Regions from separate parts of the Mus musculus genome. Here region 2 is linked to region 1. Evidence: chromatin loops called from intact Hi-C (ENCODE). Cell type or tissue: left cerebral cortex. All regions are shown on one strand.

Evidence for each region. Hi-C counts contacts between places; a loop is a spot of excess contacts. Peaks named below come from ENCODE experiments on the same cell type or tissue, not always from the same donor. Only the 100,000 strongest peaks of a DNase experiment are listed, where the experiment ranks them.
Region 2: a loop joins it to region 1, with 5 times the contacts of the local background. A loop is called at or near these places in 4 of 42 quality-filtered maps.

What each region holds. Positions count from the first base shown.
Region 1 is chr7:25,622,704-25,630,703 of GRCm38, forward strand. It overlaps Dmac2 (distal membrane arm assembly complex 2), which reads left to right. Exons shown (of 6, transcript NM_001290487.1): 4 at 1,096-1,235; 5 at 1,324-1,486; 6 at 2,012-2,847. The coding sequence ends at 2,189. It overlaps B3gnt8 (UDP-GlcNAc:betaGal beta-1,3-N-acetylglucosaminyltransferase 8), which reads left to right and starts at 4,921. Exons shown (of 2, transcript NM_001036740.2): 1 at 4,921-5,019; 2 at 5,412-6,787. The coding sequence starts at 5,444. The coding sequence ends at 6,613. It overlaps Bckdha (branched chain ketoacid dehydrogenase E1, alpha polypeptide), which reads right to left. Exons shown (of 9, transcript NM_007533.5): 9 at 7,149-7,730. The coding sequence ends at 7,560. In left cerebral cortex, a CTCF peak has its summit at 3,331 (motif pointing right); DNase peaks (open chromatin) are centred at 1,526 and 4,092; H3K4me3 peaks cover 501 bases; H3K27ac peaks cover 335 bases.
Region 2 is chr7:25,715,822-25,723,821 of GRCm38, forward strand. Ccdc97 (coiled-coil domain containing 97) reads right to left here and starts at 3,214. Exons shown (of 5, transcript NM_028771.3): 1 at 3,097-3,214; 2 at 1-366. The coding sequence starts at 3,145. Hnrnpul1 (heterogeneous nuclear ribonucleoprotein U-like 1) reads right to left here. Exons shown (of 15, transcript NM_144922.3): 14 at 6,985-7,176; 15 at 5,340-6,542. The coding sequence ends at 6,426. In left cerebral cortex, a CTCF peak has its summit at 4,328 (motif pointing right); DNase peaks (open chromatin) are centred at 3,268, 4,344 and 4,727; H3K4me3 peaks cover 1,537 bases; H3K27ac peaks cover 1,384 bases.

The DNA.
Region 1 (8,000 bases):
TGCACTTGAACACATGCACAAAGACATGTAAATACATCCACACAAATACATTTTAAATTAACAACCAGCCCTTTAGTCCCAATGCTCTGGGGGCAGAGGCAGCTGGCTCCCTGTGAGTTCTAGGCCAGCCTTAAAATCCCGTCTTTAAATACATAATTAAAAAGTTATATACAGCTAGACGTGGTGCCACACACCTTTAATCCCAGCACTCAGGATGCAGAGGCAATCAGATATCTGTGAGTTTGAGGCCAGCCTGGTCTACAGAGCGAGCTCCAGGACAGCCAGGGCTACACAGAGAAACCCTGTCTGGCAAAAGCAAAAAGAAGTGTTTTTCTGCTGGGTGGTGGTGTGTGCCTGTGATCCCAGGATGGGAGACAGCTCAGGGGCGTCAGTGTCTCCTAACTGGACATGATGACGTGTGCGTGCCTGTGCTCCTAGCTGCTTGGGAGGCAGAAGCAGAATTATAAACTCGGAGCTACATAACAAGATCCAAGACCCTGTCTCAAAAGAGAAAGTCTTTATGCACCTTCTCCTTCCTTTCTTGTCACACACACACATTTATTCAGTGTATGGGGGTGTGCTGCTGTATTGGAGGTCAGGGGACCCCTTCTCTCTGTCCGCTCTTGGGGCCCCAGGCATTAACTGGCTGTGAGCCTTGGCATCAGGCAGCTTCATCCACTCAGCCATCGGTCAGCCCCTTGGTTATTTTGTTTTCTTCTCTCTGGGAAAATACAAAGTTTCTGTTTACTCTTTCTACCTGGTTTGAATGCCTGTGCCAACATCCTTAGGATGAAATGTGCCTGAAAGAACTCGTGCGTGTAGCTCTTTCCTTTAGTGTGTGTTGTTGTGGGGAGTGTGTTGGGGTCTTACTCTGAAGGCCAAGCTGGCCCTGAATTCCCAATGCTCCTGCCTCAGCCTCCCAAACATTGGGCTTTCAGGCATGCAGTTGTGTGCACCTCAGCCCCTGATGCTGAGCAATATCTGGGGCTTCTGGCATCCTGTGTGAAAGAGTATGAAGAATGCCATCTTGTCACTGTTGCCACGTGGCCACCCATGGGAAGCTGGGCAGTGACCCTCAGCCACTCCTCCTTCTAGGTTTCAGGACAAGGAGGAATGGATCCGGCCAAATAACCGTAGCCATTTCCTCGCCGAGATTCAGAAGTTCCAGAATGTGCCTGTGGAGGCTGTGGATGCCAGTGGCTGTGCCATCAACTACCAGGGCCTGAGTAACCTCTGTGAGTGGGCCGGAATGGGTGGGTTTCCCTTCGGCATTGGGCTCCCTCCAGAAAGGCCCCTGATGCCACCTGCCTTCTTACTCACCAGTGCCCCTGAAGGAGCTGCGGTCCCTGTCCCTGCAGCGCTGCCCCAACCTGGACGACTGGTGCCTCAGCCGCCTCTACCTATTGGCTGGCTCACTGCAGGAGCTCTCGCTGGCTGGCTGCCCCAGAATCTCAGAACGGGGCCTTGCCTGCCTCCACCACCTCCAGTAAGATCCCTGCTCAGGCTGGCACAGGGCAGAGGCGGGAGGGGATCCTTGGTACTACTAGCCATCTGCCTGAACCCTGATCTAGTGCCCGGGGTTGGTGAGCACAGCTGAGAAGGACTCGGTGACTCCTGGCATGGCTGCCTTTATATATAGATGAGACTTTGTGTGTCACACTGTTGTGGGAGAGGAGAAGCCAAAGAACGGTATTTACAGTTAGCAGTGAATTTCTCATAACTCTACAGCTAGCTATAGAGTTTTCCTGGAGAGCCAGGAGCGTGGCTCAGTGGTATAGAAGTTACCTAGAATCTCCCAGTGAGGGGCTGCGAACTCGGCCGAGCTACGGTGTTGGATTAGAATGTACCAGTAAGGGGTTAGGGCTGTGGGTCAGCAGTAGATCCTGGATCCCTTCCTTAGCAAGTGCACACTCAGACACACAGAATAAAAAAGAGAAGTTGTAGTTAGGGCCGGACCCCACCCTTCACATGCACACAGGAGCCACTCACGTCTGTCCTTCTTGCCCTTCAGGAACCTCCGCAGGCTGGACATCTCAGACCTCCCTGCCGTGTCCCACCCAGGTCTCACTCAGATCCTGGTGGAAGAGATGTTGCCCCACTGTGAGGTCCTTGGAGCTGACTGGGCCCAGAATCTCAAGCTGGAACCAGACAAGCAGCCTCCAGACACATCTACCCCCCTCTCTTCCTAGCCTGTGGCCCAGCTCTTGAAGGGTCTTGTGGGCTCTGTGGAGAGTCTGAAGTCTTCTCACAGTCTGGCTTCTGGTGTAGCTCATTCAGCACGGAGCAGCATGGGAAGATAAGAAGACTGAGTCAGGACTGGCTGACTGCAGCCTGCAACTGGCAAACATCTGTTGCCTGGGCAGACAGCCCTCCATGCTGTGACAGCTGCATGCGGCTCCACCGTTTCCCCCAAACTCTGCCCATACACATCAGCAGGAACTGTGGCTGACATGAGACACTGCTGGCCTACACGGACTAGAGACCAGCAGCCCCCCGAGCCCCATGGCATTACCCATTGATTTACTGATGAGCACCTTCAAATGTGGGAGTCCCAGTGTGTCCGCCCACCCCACCCCCAGATGGAGATGAGTATTTGAGAAAATATTCTCTTTCTGGCACGACCGCCGGAGAGAATCCAAAGTAAAGAGACCTGTGCGGGGACTTTAGAGTGTAGCAGGGAGGGCAGCACTTGCCCAGCACCCAGGCTGTTGGGTGGCCAGCAGCTTCCCCTGGCACTCCTATCAACTGTGATTGATCCTGGCGCCCATGTTTCCGGTGGCTCTGTCATGAACCCAATACACTGTGGAAATGTGTGATTCTTTATATTAAACGTCTGCTGTTCACATTACCCTGTGGCCTTTCCTCCCAGCTAGATCCAGATGGCACCAAGTGCCAGGTTCTGGAGAGAAAAGATTCAGGGTGGGCGTGGGAGTGCTGGGTCTTCGCACATGAGCATAGCAGTAAGTTCCTTGTTGGAAAATCCAGGATGCCATAAACCCTGCCATGCAGGGCATCCCGGGTGACCTGTGCTGGGAGTGCAGCGTGTGCCCACAGCTGCTGTGCTGACAGAGATGCATGGGTGCTGGGAGTCCCCTTGAGTGCTCAGAGCTCCCACGGTAGCCCCAGAAGCTCAGTCGTGGGATGGACGCAGCCTCATCATCAGGCCTTCATCCCTGTCCCCACCCCCACCTAGGCTCTTTTGCCAATACCAAGGAACCACCAGAGCCATCTGGTGGTGACCTCGCCTGGACCCTGGCTCTGAAAGGAATGCCCGTTATTAAAGGTTTATTTATGTTTATGTGTGTTGGATGTAAGTGCATCACACTGCATACAGTGCCCAGAGTGGCCAGAAGGTGGCGTTGGATTCCCTTGGAAGGTGGTTCTGGGAATCAAACCTAGGTCCTCTGCAAGAGCAAAAACTGCTCTTAACCACTGGCTATCTCTCCAGCCCCATGTGTCCATTATTCTTAAGATTCCAGAAAACAGATTTGTCTACACAGCAAGCTCCAGGACAGCCAGAGCTACATAGTGTGAAATTCCATCTCACATATATGCATACATACATGAATGTATAATACATACTCAAGAGTGTCCTGTATTGCTAACAAATCCATAAAACCTAGGACCAAAACCACTTGCTCCAGAGCTTGGAGAGAGAAGGGCCTGCTGGGCTCCAGCTGATAAGAACAAGATGCACAAGGCTACCAATACTAACCAGGGCTTTCTCCCTAGTTAGTTGGCTTCCTGGGAGACTGTAAGGCCCCAGGAGGCGGCTATCAGTCACAGAGCCTTCAGCGCCCTGAGGGAGAAGAGCCAGTAGCGCTGAGAGGTCTTGACGAGCCTCTCCCAAGGCCCTAGGCTAGGCTGGGCTTGGCTCGACCTGGCCCTTGGCTATCTTCCTCACCCTAGCCGTACTTATTCCATTAACATTCACCATTTCCTCCCCACTCTCTTCCTCCATCTGTTCCCACGGGCTCCATTATTCAAACTTGGAGGGAGGAAATCAGGGCTGGAAAGATAACAGACTCTGAGCGCTGGTACACTGAGTTCTTTTTATATCTGGACAGTTCTCCAAACCAGGTAGGCTGCAAAGGGTCAACCGGGGTGGGGTGCGGGCTTCCTCCCAACCTAGGCCCCTGGAGTTATGGGAAGGCCATACCTGCTGGCCTCCCCAGATTGCTGGCAAAGACTCAACAGCAGAGGCCCTAGAGCTGGGATGTAAACAGTCAAACACCCTCTTGCCCCAAGGGGTGGGGCATAAAGCCCAGAGCATCACAGGGCGGGCCTCTCCCAGCTGGATGGAGGTGGTAGGAAGGCTGGTGGCTCAGGCACTAGTTGGAGGAGGTGCAGGCCCCCAACTCGGGGGTTCTCAGTGCACCCCACTTCATTTCTTTCAACTGTGCTCGCATGCCCCGCCCCCGCCTCCCCGCTCACCCCGGTCCTCCCTTTCCTCTCTAGGTCCTCCTCCGACCGTTCCCTGGTTAGTCAGGCTCTGTTCTGACCTCTTCCACCTGTGCGTCTTTCTCCTGCCTCCCTCTTTCTCTGTTCTTCTAGTTAACGGCCAAGGTCTCCCAGGTTTTTTTTTTCTCCTCGATCCCTCCACCCACTCGCGGCCCCTGCAAACCCACACACCCCCACCCCACCCCGCTCGCAGCACAGTCACGACGCTTTCAGGCGGTGGCCTCGAACTAGCCCCTTGGCCTCTCTTCTCTTTGCTCGTTGGGACCTCCCTCACAGGTCCGCGGCTTTGGCCACCCCTAAACCTTTCCCCCGCCGTCTCACCAGAAAACCAGCCCTAACTCGCCAGGGCGCGTCTCCCTGTCTGCCTCCCCTTCCCAGCCCCGCCCCGGCTCCTCCCGGCCCCAAGGGCCCTCCTGCCTCCTCCCCGCCCGCCCGCCCGCCCCTCCAGACTTGCAGCGCGGGCTGGGCCGACAGCTTGAGGACGCACAGCTGCGAGGAGGGAGTCCGGGCAGGGCTTTACCCGAGGACCCCCAGAGCTGGCGGAAGCTGGACCCAGAGGTACCTGGGGCCCCAGGCCCTGGGGTGGGGTTACTGGAGGAGGTAGGTAGGCTTCCAAGAAGGTAAAAAGGAGTTTCCCCGGGAAGCTGGGACTCCTGAAGAGACAGAGGAATGAGGGAAGGGGAGTAGGAAGAGCCGTTGGAGCGATACTGCAAATAGATATAACACCATGACTGCAGAAAAGGAAAGAATGGGGGGTCGAGGGGAGGCGGTGTTCAGTCTAGGATAACGTTAAGTTGGGTACTGTAGTTCAGTCTGCCTAGGGTCAGAGTCTCAGAAGCCATTAACAGAACTGGGTAGGACCTAGGCTGCTTGCCTGGGCTTCGCTGGGCCGTCTTTGGAGATCCACCCTGCACCCTAAAGACTTCTGTGGCTCCTTGTGACTCTTGCAGCCCCACTGGTGGCCCTTTCCCTGGGCCGGGTCATGCGTTGCCGCAAGTGCCAGCTCTGCCTGTCAGCACTGCTCACACTCCTGGGCCTCAAAGTATACATCGAGTGGACATCCGAGTCCTGGCTTAAAAAGGCTGAACCCCGGGGCGCTCTGCCCAGTCCCACACCACCCAATGCTGAGCCCACTCTGCCCACCAACCTCTCAGCACGCCTGGGTCAGACTGGCCCACTGTCCTCTGCTTACTGGAACCAGCAGCAGCGGCAGCTGGGAGTCCTGCCCAGTACGGACTGTCAGACTTGGGGGACTGTTGCTGCCTCGGAGATCTTGGACTTCATCCTGTACCCCCAGGAGCTTCGGCGCTTCTTGCTGTCGGCGGCCTGTAGGAGCTTTCCACTATGGCTGCCTGCAGGAGAAGGCAGCCCTGTGGCCAGCTGCTCTGATAAGGATGTACCCTACTTGCTACTGGCTGTCAAATCAGAACCAGGACACTTTGCAGCACGGCAGGCTGTGAGGGAGACCTGGGGCAGCCCAGTTGCTGGGACCCGGTTGCTCTTCCTGCTGGGGTCCCCCCTAGGAATGGGGGGGCCTGACTTAAGATCACTGGTGACGTGGGAAAGCCGGCGCTATGGTGACCTACTGCTCTGGGACTTCCTGGATGTTCCCTACAACCGGACACTCAAGGACCTGCTGCTGCTGACCTGGCTGAGCCACCACTGCCCCGATGTCAATTTTGTCCTGCAGGTTCAGGATGATGCCTTTGTGCACATCCCAGCCCTACTGGAGCACCTGCAGACTCTGCCACCCACCTGGGCCCGCAGCCTCTACCTGGGTGAGATCTTCACCCAGGCCAAACCGCTCCGCAAGCCCGGAGGACCCTTCTATGTGCCGAAGACCTTCTTTGAAGGGGACTATCCAGCCTATGCGAGTGGAGGTGGCTATGTAATCTCAGGACGCCTGGCACCCTGGCTGCTGCAGGCGGCAGCTCGCGTGGCACCCTTCCCCTTTGATGATGTCTACACTGGCTTCTGCTTCCGTGCCCTGGGCTTAGCACCCCGTGCCCATCCAGGCTTCCTCACAGCCTGGCCAGCAGAACGTACCAGGGACCCCTGCGCCGTGCGAGGCCTGCTCTTGGTGCATCCAGTCAGCCCTCAGGACACCATTTGGCTCTGGAGACATCTGTGGGTCCCAGAGCTCCAGTGCTGACCGGCAGAGACAAGCTGGGGTGGGTGGGTGCTGACCTGGCCTGAGTCTCTCCTAGAGACAAGCTGGGGTGGGTGGGGCTGACCTGGCCTGAGTCTCTCCTAAACCCTTCTTAGCCAAGGTGGCAGACTGTGTTTATCTACTTTATGGTTTTGAAAAATGTGTCCTTCCTACTCCAAGGCCAGGAGCGATTTCTTCCATGGGACCCCTGCAGGGAAGGCAGATGCTGCTGCCCCTCTGCCCTCACCCAGCCTAGCCTGGCAGGTTCCAGGGGGCATCCTGGACACCTCATTGGACATCATGCATCTACCAGGTCATGGAGGGCTTTCTCTGGAGGGGCCACATACATGCCAAGGCTGCCCTCTAGCCTGGGAACATTTATAGAAGTAGGTATTTCCAAGTCTTTCTGCCTAAGAAGCCAGGATGTCCCCAAAGGCTGGTGTGGTGCTATATACGATATAGTCCCAGAACTAGAAGCTAAAGCAATATCATAAGTCCCAGTAAGTTACTGTGTAGATACACAAACACACAACAGCACTCCAAACCAAATCAGCCATGCTGGGCTCTCTCCTCCTCTCCACATACACACCCCAGCCCCCAAACTTGAGGAAACAGAGACGAAGGAAGCAGAGTCAAAGGCAGACCTGTGGTTTACTTACTCTGCCAATCAGCTATCTCTCTGGGCAAGCCCAGGGCCACCCTGCCCAGAGGGTCTTCCCTGGCCCTGGTCCCTTCCCACCCCTAAAAGGCACTGTAACAGGTGAAGGGAGTGAAGTAGCCGCAGCAATGGCTGCAAACATGGTGCCCCAGTGAAGTAGCCTGGGGGAGCAGGAACAGGAGCAAAAGTCACCCTGGAATGCCACCCTGGCTGCTCAGCATGTTCGCACAGCTGACTAGCACAGGGGGCAGCATCCACTCAGAGCAGGACCCCCTTGTGCTGGCTAGGGCCTCACTTGTCAAAGTGGTCCAGGGGGTAGTGCTCCCCGTAAGTCTGCAGGTGCCGTGCCAGCGACTCCTGCTGCCTGCGGAGCTGGGCGGGCATCTCCTGGTACACATCGGAGAAGAGGAGGCTTGGGTTCGGCTTTAGCTTCCGCTCAGCCTGCTCAAAGGCTTCCATGACCTGGGAGACATGAGGGAGTAAGTGGCTGTCCCCTTCATCCTGCCCTCTCCCAACCACAAGCCACGGTCCAGCCTCACCCCTCTGAGGCCTCAGACTGGTGTTAATGAACATTCCAGAGCCTAGCCTGCAGGGTCCTGGCCCTGCACTGTCAGCTCAGCTCTGCAATGGAGGGAACAGGAGTGGAGGGCAAGATGCAGAGAAAGGAAAGGATTCCTCAGGGCGACGGAGTCAGAGCTGAGCTAGTGACCACGGTGCAGTATGAGGCCAGAA
Region 2 (8,000 bases), 93 kb after region 1:
CCTCGGCACAGTAGAAATCAGCACGGTGGTCTCCACGCAGATGGCCGAAGCATGCCAGGTGCTCTTCCCGGAGGCCTGTGCGGAAGCGCTCCAAGAACACCAGCGGCTTCTTGTGATACAGCTGGCCCAGGATGGCCACCTTCTCAGGCTCTGTCAGATCAGGCTCACCCTGCTGCTGGCTGCACACAGGCAGGTGGCTGGCAGCGATGGCATGCAACATGGCACTCACAGCCGGGCTCTCTGCCTGGGAGCTGCCACTGTTGGGGATGTCTGGTGTCCTCTCTGCTGTCTCCTTCTCCTGCGGTCCAGATGGAATGGGAGTCTGGCTCAGCTCCCCCCAGTGCACAACTCTGGGCTCCACGCCGTCTGAGAGTCAAGAGGAGTCTTTAGTTAAGGGCATCAGGGGAAGGGGGCTTAGGCAGGAGGAGGCTGGGAACTGACACATTCAAACAGCTCACGTTTACTGAGTACCTGCTACATTCTGGGTAATGTTCTAGGCCTTAGACAGAGAGACCATGGTGAACAGGCCGTGATGCTGCACAGTCAATAGTCTAACTAATTAACAAAACCATGGAATATGCCAGGCATGGTGGCTCATGCCTTTAATCCCAGCACTCGGGAGGCAGAGGCAGGTGGATTTCTGAGTTCGAGGCCAGCCTGGTCTACAGAGTGAGTTCCAGGACAGCCAGGCCTATACAGAGAAACCCTGTCTCGAAAAAACAACAAACAAACAAACAAACAACCATGGAATATATTACGTGCTTCCCTGGCTAGGTAGAAAGACAGTCGGACAAGCCTGGTATGGTGGTACACACCTTCAGTTTCAGCGTGGAGGAAGCAGAGGCAAGTGGATCTCTCTGAGTTCAAGGCCAGCCAGGCCTACACAGTGATATTGAATTTCAAAATAAAAATCTCAAAAAACAAACAACAAAATCCAAAACACCAATGATAACAAAATGATGATGATGATAAATAAAGTATCCAATGAAAAGCCTAAAAAAGACAGAAGCAGCAAATGTTAGGATGGCTCACTTTTAAACTGCAGGGTAGCAGGCTTGCCAGGAAAGTGACATCTTGTAGCTGGAGAGATGGCTCAGCGTTTAAGAGCATAGGCTGCTGCTCTTCCAGAGTCCAGATTCAATTCCCAGCATCCACATGGCAGCTCACAAATTCTAGCACTTGGGAGGCAGAGGCAGGGGAACACCTGTGAGTTCGAGTACTGCCTGGTCTATAAATCAAGTCTAGGACAGTCAGGGCTACACAGAGAAACCCTGTCTCGAGAAACCGAAAAGGAAACAACAACAACAAAAAACCAAACACCCAGTTTCTGGTCTTTGGTATAGCAGTTGGAAGAGCTAAGAAAGAGCAGCCTGAGAAACAGAAGGGAAGCAGTGCATATTGTTTCTCTCATAAGGCAACTGTGCCAGGTGGCTGGCACTGGCTGCTGGAAGCAGTATAGTAAGAAAACAGTCTGGATGCTGGGCAGGTATGTATGTATGCATACACACACACACACACACACACACACACACACACACACACACAAATAGCCCCAGCATTCAGGAGGCTGGGGTAGAATGATTCATGAGTTTTAGACCAGGCTAGACTACATAGTGAGTTCTAGGTCAGCCTAGGCTACAGGGTGAAACCCCACCTCAAATAAATAAATATACAATCAAACAAATGAATGAATAACAATGAGAATGTAACAAAACAACAAAACTCTAATCAAGTAGATTGAATAGCCATGAATGGACGTCCCTGGGGATCCTACCTGACTGGAACAAGTTCAGGGTGGAGAGCACGCTGTAGTAGGTGATGGGTAAGAAAATTATGAGCAGTGTCTTGGCAGTGCTAGGAGGACAGGCCTGCTCTACCACACACAGTTTAGATGGTGCTGGGGATTGAACCCAGGGCCTCAGGCATGCTATGCAAACATCCCACTAATAAGCTACGGCCTTAATCCCTGGCTTTGAACCTTCTAGGCTCCTGACTATAGGCCCATTTCACCACATCTTGCCCCAGATTCTCTTTTATGGCTTCATGGTAGCAAATGTGATTGGCATTTGTAAGGCTTGAGGCCCAGCACCAGAAAGTTTAAAAGATACATACAATTTTGTTACAGAAAATGTTAATATATATACTTTGAAGCAGGGCCTCATAGTACAGGGTTTGACTTTGTAGTCTGGAACTCACTATGTAGTTTAGGATGTCTTCAAACTTAAGGGTAATCTCCTGCCTCAGTCTCCCAAGTGCTGGGGTTACAGATATAAATCACCACAATTGGAGATTATCAAAGATTGAAACACACACTAGAACACACCTCTGCCTCTACATTCATAATCTGCTATTCAGCTTCAGTAACTCCCAGTTCCAAGTTGTCATCGCACATCAGACTACTATGAAACATTAAAGACAGGCGTGGTGGCACAGGGCTGTAAACTCAGTACCTTGGGACCTGGGATTGGAGGACAGCAATTTGGAGGCTGACCTTGGCAATAATAAAAGGCTGTGAACAAAACCCCAAAACAAAACAAAACAAAAGCCCCCGCCCCCGCCCCCCCAAGCCAATACTTGTAGGAAGTCAGTAGCAAAGTAAAAGGCATTGAAGGTGCGAGGGAGAAAGGACCTAAAGGGGCGGAATGAGAACTTTAGGACCTAAAGAGGCAGACGTTGGGGTCAGGAAGGGTTAGAATGCAATGGGGGCTGTTGGTTTGATGTGAGCTTTCATGGGACAAGAGGAGAGCTAGCTTGGGATACGGAGAAACTCAGGTTGGCACAGAAATGATGTTAACTTGAGAAAGGTTGGTCTGAGACTGGAAGAATCTGCAGGAGAGTTGTTATTTGCTTGAAGCGTTGGCATGGTAAAAAAAAAAGTGGGTTAGCCTAGGACATGGAAAGGGGTTCATTTCAAAGAAGAAGGGAAACGTCAACCTGCTACAAGGCCGAATAACCAGACCCACAAGGTGGACCAAGTGTTGAAAGTGCCAGTAAGCGGCGGTCAGACTTCCTAGAGTCCTCAGCGCTTGCCGGAACCATTTCCTGGTCACACCGCAAGAGCACCCTCCGGTCACCTGAGCCTGGCAAACGTCTCACCATTATCCGGCTTCCTCTCCGTCACCTCTGCAGCTGCCACCGCCTCCATAACAGGTCTCTTCAACACAGTAACCGCCACAGCGGGCTCCGGAAGCCAGGCTGGACCCTAGGTACCCGCAGGTACTTCCGGTTACGCAAGCGTCTTTATGCGGCACCCAAGCATCAAAGTTCCGGGTCAAAGGCGGGCCTTCTCTTATGCGCATGCGTAGCCCCGCTGATGGATCTTAAACCTATCAAATGGGAAAGTCAGCGGGGACCGTGTGTCATTTGATCGCTACTCTAACTTGAGGTCCTCGTGTGTTAATATTTGGAGTGGTTGTATTGGCCCTATCGCATAGACCCTCGAGTCCTCTTAAAAATACTTATGCGGTCAGAAGACAACTTATGGGAGTGTGGATAAAATTCAGTCAAGGTTGGCAGCAAGCATCTTTAACCGCCGAACCATCTCATCCAACTTTGTGCTCTCTGTAGATTTGACTTCCTTCTATCATCACATCCAGCCTGTAGGGCTGGCATGAGATTAAATTGGGGGGAGAACCTTTGTGTTTCCAAACAAGAAGGAAACCTGCAGATATGAGGAATTCGCTGTGTAAAAGGGAAGGACCTGCTCACCACAGGCAGGGTCAGAGACTTTCTGGCAGGGATAAAGCCCCCAGATGAGACCTGAAAGGCATGGGCAGGAGTTAGGAAGTACTTCAGGCAGTTTTGCTGACAAAGGTACTTCTGGGTGCTGTTAACTGTTTACTATGCAGAGCATACAGCACTCAGGAGACAGAGGCAGGGATATCACTGAGGGTTTGACGAAATCTTGTCTTGAATAAGGCCGGCCAGGGTTACATGGCAAGTTTTTCTCAAGAAAGCAAAAAATAAAAGATTATTGGAAGCTGGGCAGTGGTGGTGCACACCTTTAATCCTAGCACTTGGGAGGCAGAGACAGGCAGATTTCTGAGTTCGAGGCCAGCCAGGTCTACAGAGCGAGTTCCAGGGCAGCCAGAGAACCCAGACTCAAAAAAAAAAATGGAGGCCACGTGTCAGTGTCAGATCATAAAGGGCTTCGTAGCCCTATGAGGTGTTTGGAACCCATAAGGTTTGGGGTAGGGAACCAAGGAAAGGAACTGGAGATCACAACGAGGAAGGTGGTGCATTAATCTTGAAACAGGTTTGGAAGAGTTAGAACTTGGTAAGCATTCCCGACATTTGGGGAATGGCCTGGTAAAAACCCAGCTGCATCACCAGGAATGGCCAGCAGAGGGCGATGCTGCCCAACACACATATGCCAAGAGCAGCATTTCCCAGGCTAGGGACAAGGACCCCTCCTTACCTTCTCCTAGAGCAACTTGACAAGTGTCTCTCCTCCCCTTCCCCCCTCCCCCAGACAGGGATTCTCTGTATAGCCCTGGCTGTCCTGGAACTCAGAAATCCACCTGCCTCTGCCTCCCAAGTGCTGGGATTAAAGGAGCGTGCCACCACAGCCCAGTGACAAGTATCTTTTAGGCACCGACATGGTCCCCCCTCAGCCTTGCATCTACTCCCTCCTGGTGTCTAGCCATGTTGCACCTAGGTCCTGGGGCACTGTAAGTGGTATGCATACCTTTGGATACAGGCTCTTGTCACAACCCCCAGCTTCTTTTGATAGGTTGTGGCTCTTCAAAGGCTCCCTAGTTTCTACAAGGGAGCTGGGCGAGCTGCCCACACACTGCATCAGATGTGAAAAACACAGCTTGCACAGGAGAAATGAAGCTAGAAAGGACAGTGGGCTAGAGTCCCACCCCACAGCTCACCCTGCATTTTCCTCTTTTCCAGAAAGCCCTGCCTATTACTTCAGGGTCTCTCTAAATGCTTGGCGCTGTAACTGGTTACAAATTTGTATTCCCTAGAGGAGGAACTCCAAGAAGAGGGGCTAGGGTCATTTCTGCAGTGCTCACATCCCTAGAACTGTTCAGGATGATAGGTAGGGAAGAGTAGGCAGCCAACACCTGCACAGGTGGCGGTACAGGGCCACCCTGAGAGCAGCATCCAGGCTGGACCTTAGGGTAGGTTGGGCAACACACCCGGAGAGGGGCCTGCGCCAGCATAGTCTCATTCTTACAGCTCTCACCTGTCTGTCCCTGCACAAGGAGCATCTGGGTTATGTGAAGTACAGACCCACTTTGTTTAAATAAATGATCGAGGCATTTCCCCTTCAAAGGTTCCCATCCCAATTAAAGGCCAACTGCAGTAACACTTCAGGGTTTCAACCCTGCTTCCTTCCTGATAAGAGGTGCCATGTCATTTATTGAAAGAAAACAAAACAAAACAGGGTAAAACATCTTGTAATAAGTGCGGTTTGCTAAGGTCCGGTTAGAACATTCGGGAAGTGAGAGTAATCAAAAGGACCACTGTAAAACATTGCAGGTCTGGCACCTGGAAGAGCAATGGAGGTGGAGGTGGTGGTGGAGGTGGAGGTGGTGGTGGTGGTGGTGGTGGAGGAACTTTAGGGTCTAAAGGGAAGCTGGCCCCACCCCCACCTTCCCTTCACCCTCTCACCCGCTTATGCCCACCAGAAACTACCACGACTCCTGGAGTAAAAGGTTTCAAGTTCAATAGTCACACTCTCTCCAAGTACAAAAAGCAGTTACAATCCAACTGAACAGACGCTTGTGTGCAAAGTTACGGGGAACTGAGACATCATATAAAAAGTTAGGTTAAAGGTGATTTTGTTGTTTCGAGGGTGTGGCTCTTCCTCGGTTACCTGAACTCAGCAAAGAAATGGTTATTTGATGAAGTATCAACGGCTGACCCACAGTAAAAACAGACAAATTCTAAAAATTAAAAAAAAAAAAAAAAAAGCATAATTACCAAAAAAAGTCAATGCTTCCTCCCTCTGCAATTTGCTTCTTAAACTTTTTTTTTTTTTAAAGTTTTTGAAAAAAATTTTTTTTAAATCCTGAAAAGTAGACAGAAAAACAGCTCCTGGAAGAATTTACAACCAACTGCATGAGAGTCTGGGAAGCCAAGGGGCTAAAAAGCAGAGTAGGGAGGGGCAGACAGGCAAGGCTCCTCCCCAGTCACTGTGGCCTCACAAGGGAGGCTTCTTTAGCTAAGAAGGCAGGGGAGGAGGAAGTGGAGGGACAAAGATAAAAGAAAAGCTCACTGTTGCCTGTTGGAATCCAGAGAGGAAAATGCCTGGCCTGTATGAAGAGAGAAGCTCCTCTGGAAAAAGTGGGCTAGAGAGAGGCAGCCCTGGGATAACTCTGTCCCCAGCACCACAGGACTCAGAGGGGAAAAAGGGGCCAAGGCAGGTGCTATTAGAAGCAGCCGGCACGAGCCTCTGAAGGCTCCAGCACCGGCTACTGTGTGCTTGTGCCCCCCTGTGTGCTGCCCGAGTAGCCTCCATAGTCGTAGTTCCCGTAGTATGGCGGCCACTGGCTCTGGTTCTGATAGTACTGGCTCCACTGCTGGGCATACTGGGGGAGAGAACAAGAATATCAAGTTATCTCTTGCACTCCAGACTGTCCCTTCTCTCCTTTTGTGGTCCACCCTCATCACATGGGTTCTTTGACAGAAACCAAAATGCTTTGGAAAGGTAAGGGGTGACTTGATGTCACATAAATGGGAAAGCAGTCTTGGTCTTGTGGCTTGCTGGCTGGCTGTCCTTTTCAGGTGTGGCAGCCCCAGCACCAACTTGGAATGGAACTTGGCACCCCTTGGCTACGTTGGAGGCCTAGCTTAGCTAGGAAGGTTTGCTGCACTGGGGTCCAGGGCTACACATCGGCCATTAAAGACCAGTTTATCAAAAGCCTGAGACAAGCAGCTGCCCATATTTCAGAAACAGGCAGGAACCCAAATCTGAATGCACACCCAAGAATGCTCCCAGAAGCCTTACCGGAAGGCCCATCTTGTACTCACCTGCTGATACTGGTTATAGCTGGGCTGAGGGTAGGTCTGGGCAGTTGGGGGTGGTGGGGGTGTATAGGGGGCAGGATTGTAGGGGCCATAGCTCCCATAGTTGTAGGCAGGTGGTGGCGGAGGTGGAGGTGGTGGGGCTGTGTAGCCCTGGGTGTAGCCTCCTTGGTTGTAGGGTGGCTGGCTGTAACTCGGCTGAGTAGAAAAAGGCAAACACTCCATGAGACAGACAGCACACATTGGTATGCACACAGGTTCCTGGATGGAGGCAAGTCTGTTCTAAAGTGCAAGGATGGGTCTGGGAAGCAGCTGACCCTAGGCTGAAACCCGAGAGCAGCAGCACACAAGGCAGTTCAAAGACCTGCTTCACAGTCTACAATGTCAGCCTGGTCTCGCTCTTGGTGTGCCTTGGTAGTTCAATAAGCTTGCATGCACAAAGTGCTGGGTACTCAGGAAATGGTGGCAAATGGCCACTGTGAGAGCTGCTGAGAAAAGCAGTGGTGACAAGATGCTAGGAGCCTTTCATGCAGAGTGGATCAGTAACCCATTCCATCTCATCAGCAAGCCTGGCATATTCACTAGCTTTATTTTAGAGATGGAAGCTGAGGCTGGGGCTGGAGAGATGGCTCAGCGGTTAAGAACACTGACTGTTCTTCTAGAGGTCCTGAGTTCACATGCCAGCAACCACATGGTGGCTTACAACCATCTGTAATGGGATCTGACTCCCTCTTCTGGTGTGTCTGAAGACAGCTACAGTACATACACATACATACATACATACATATTTAAAAGAGTACTGGTTGCTCTTACAGAGGCTCCAGGTTCAGTTCCTAGCACCTACACAGTAACTCAACTGTCTATAACTCTAGTTTCAAGGAAGCCAATATCCTCTTTTGACCTCTGCAGGTACTGCACACAGGTGGGGCACATACAAACACATATAAACACACACACATAAAGTAAATTTAAAAAATAATGAACTCTAAAAAGAAAATCTAAGCGAGGTTGTTGGGCCAAGT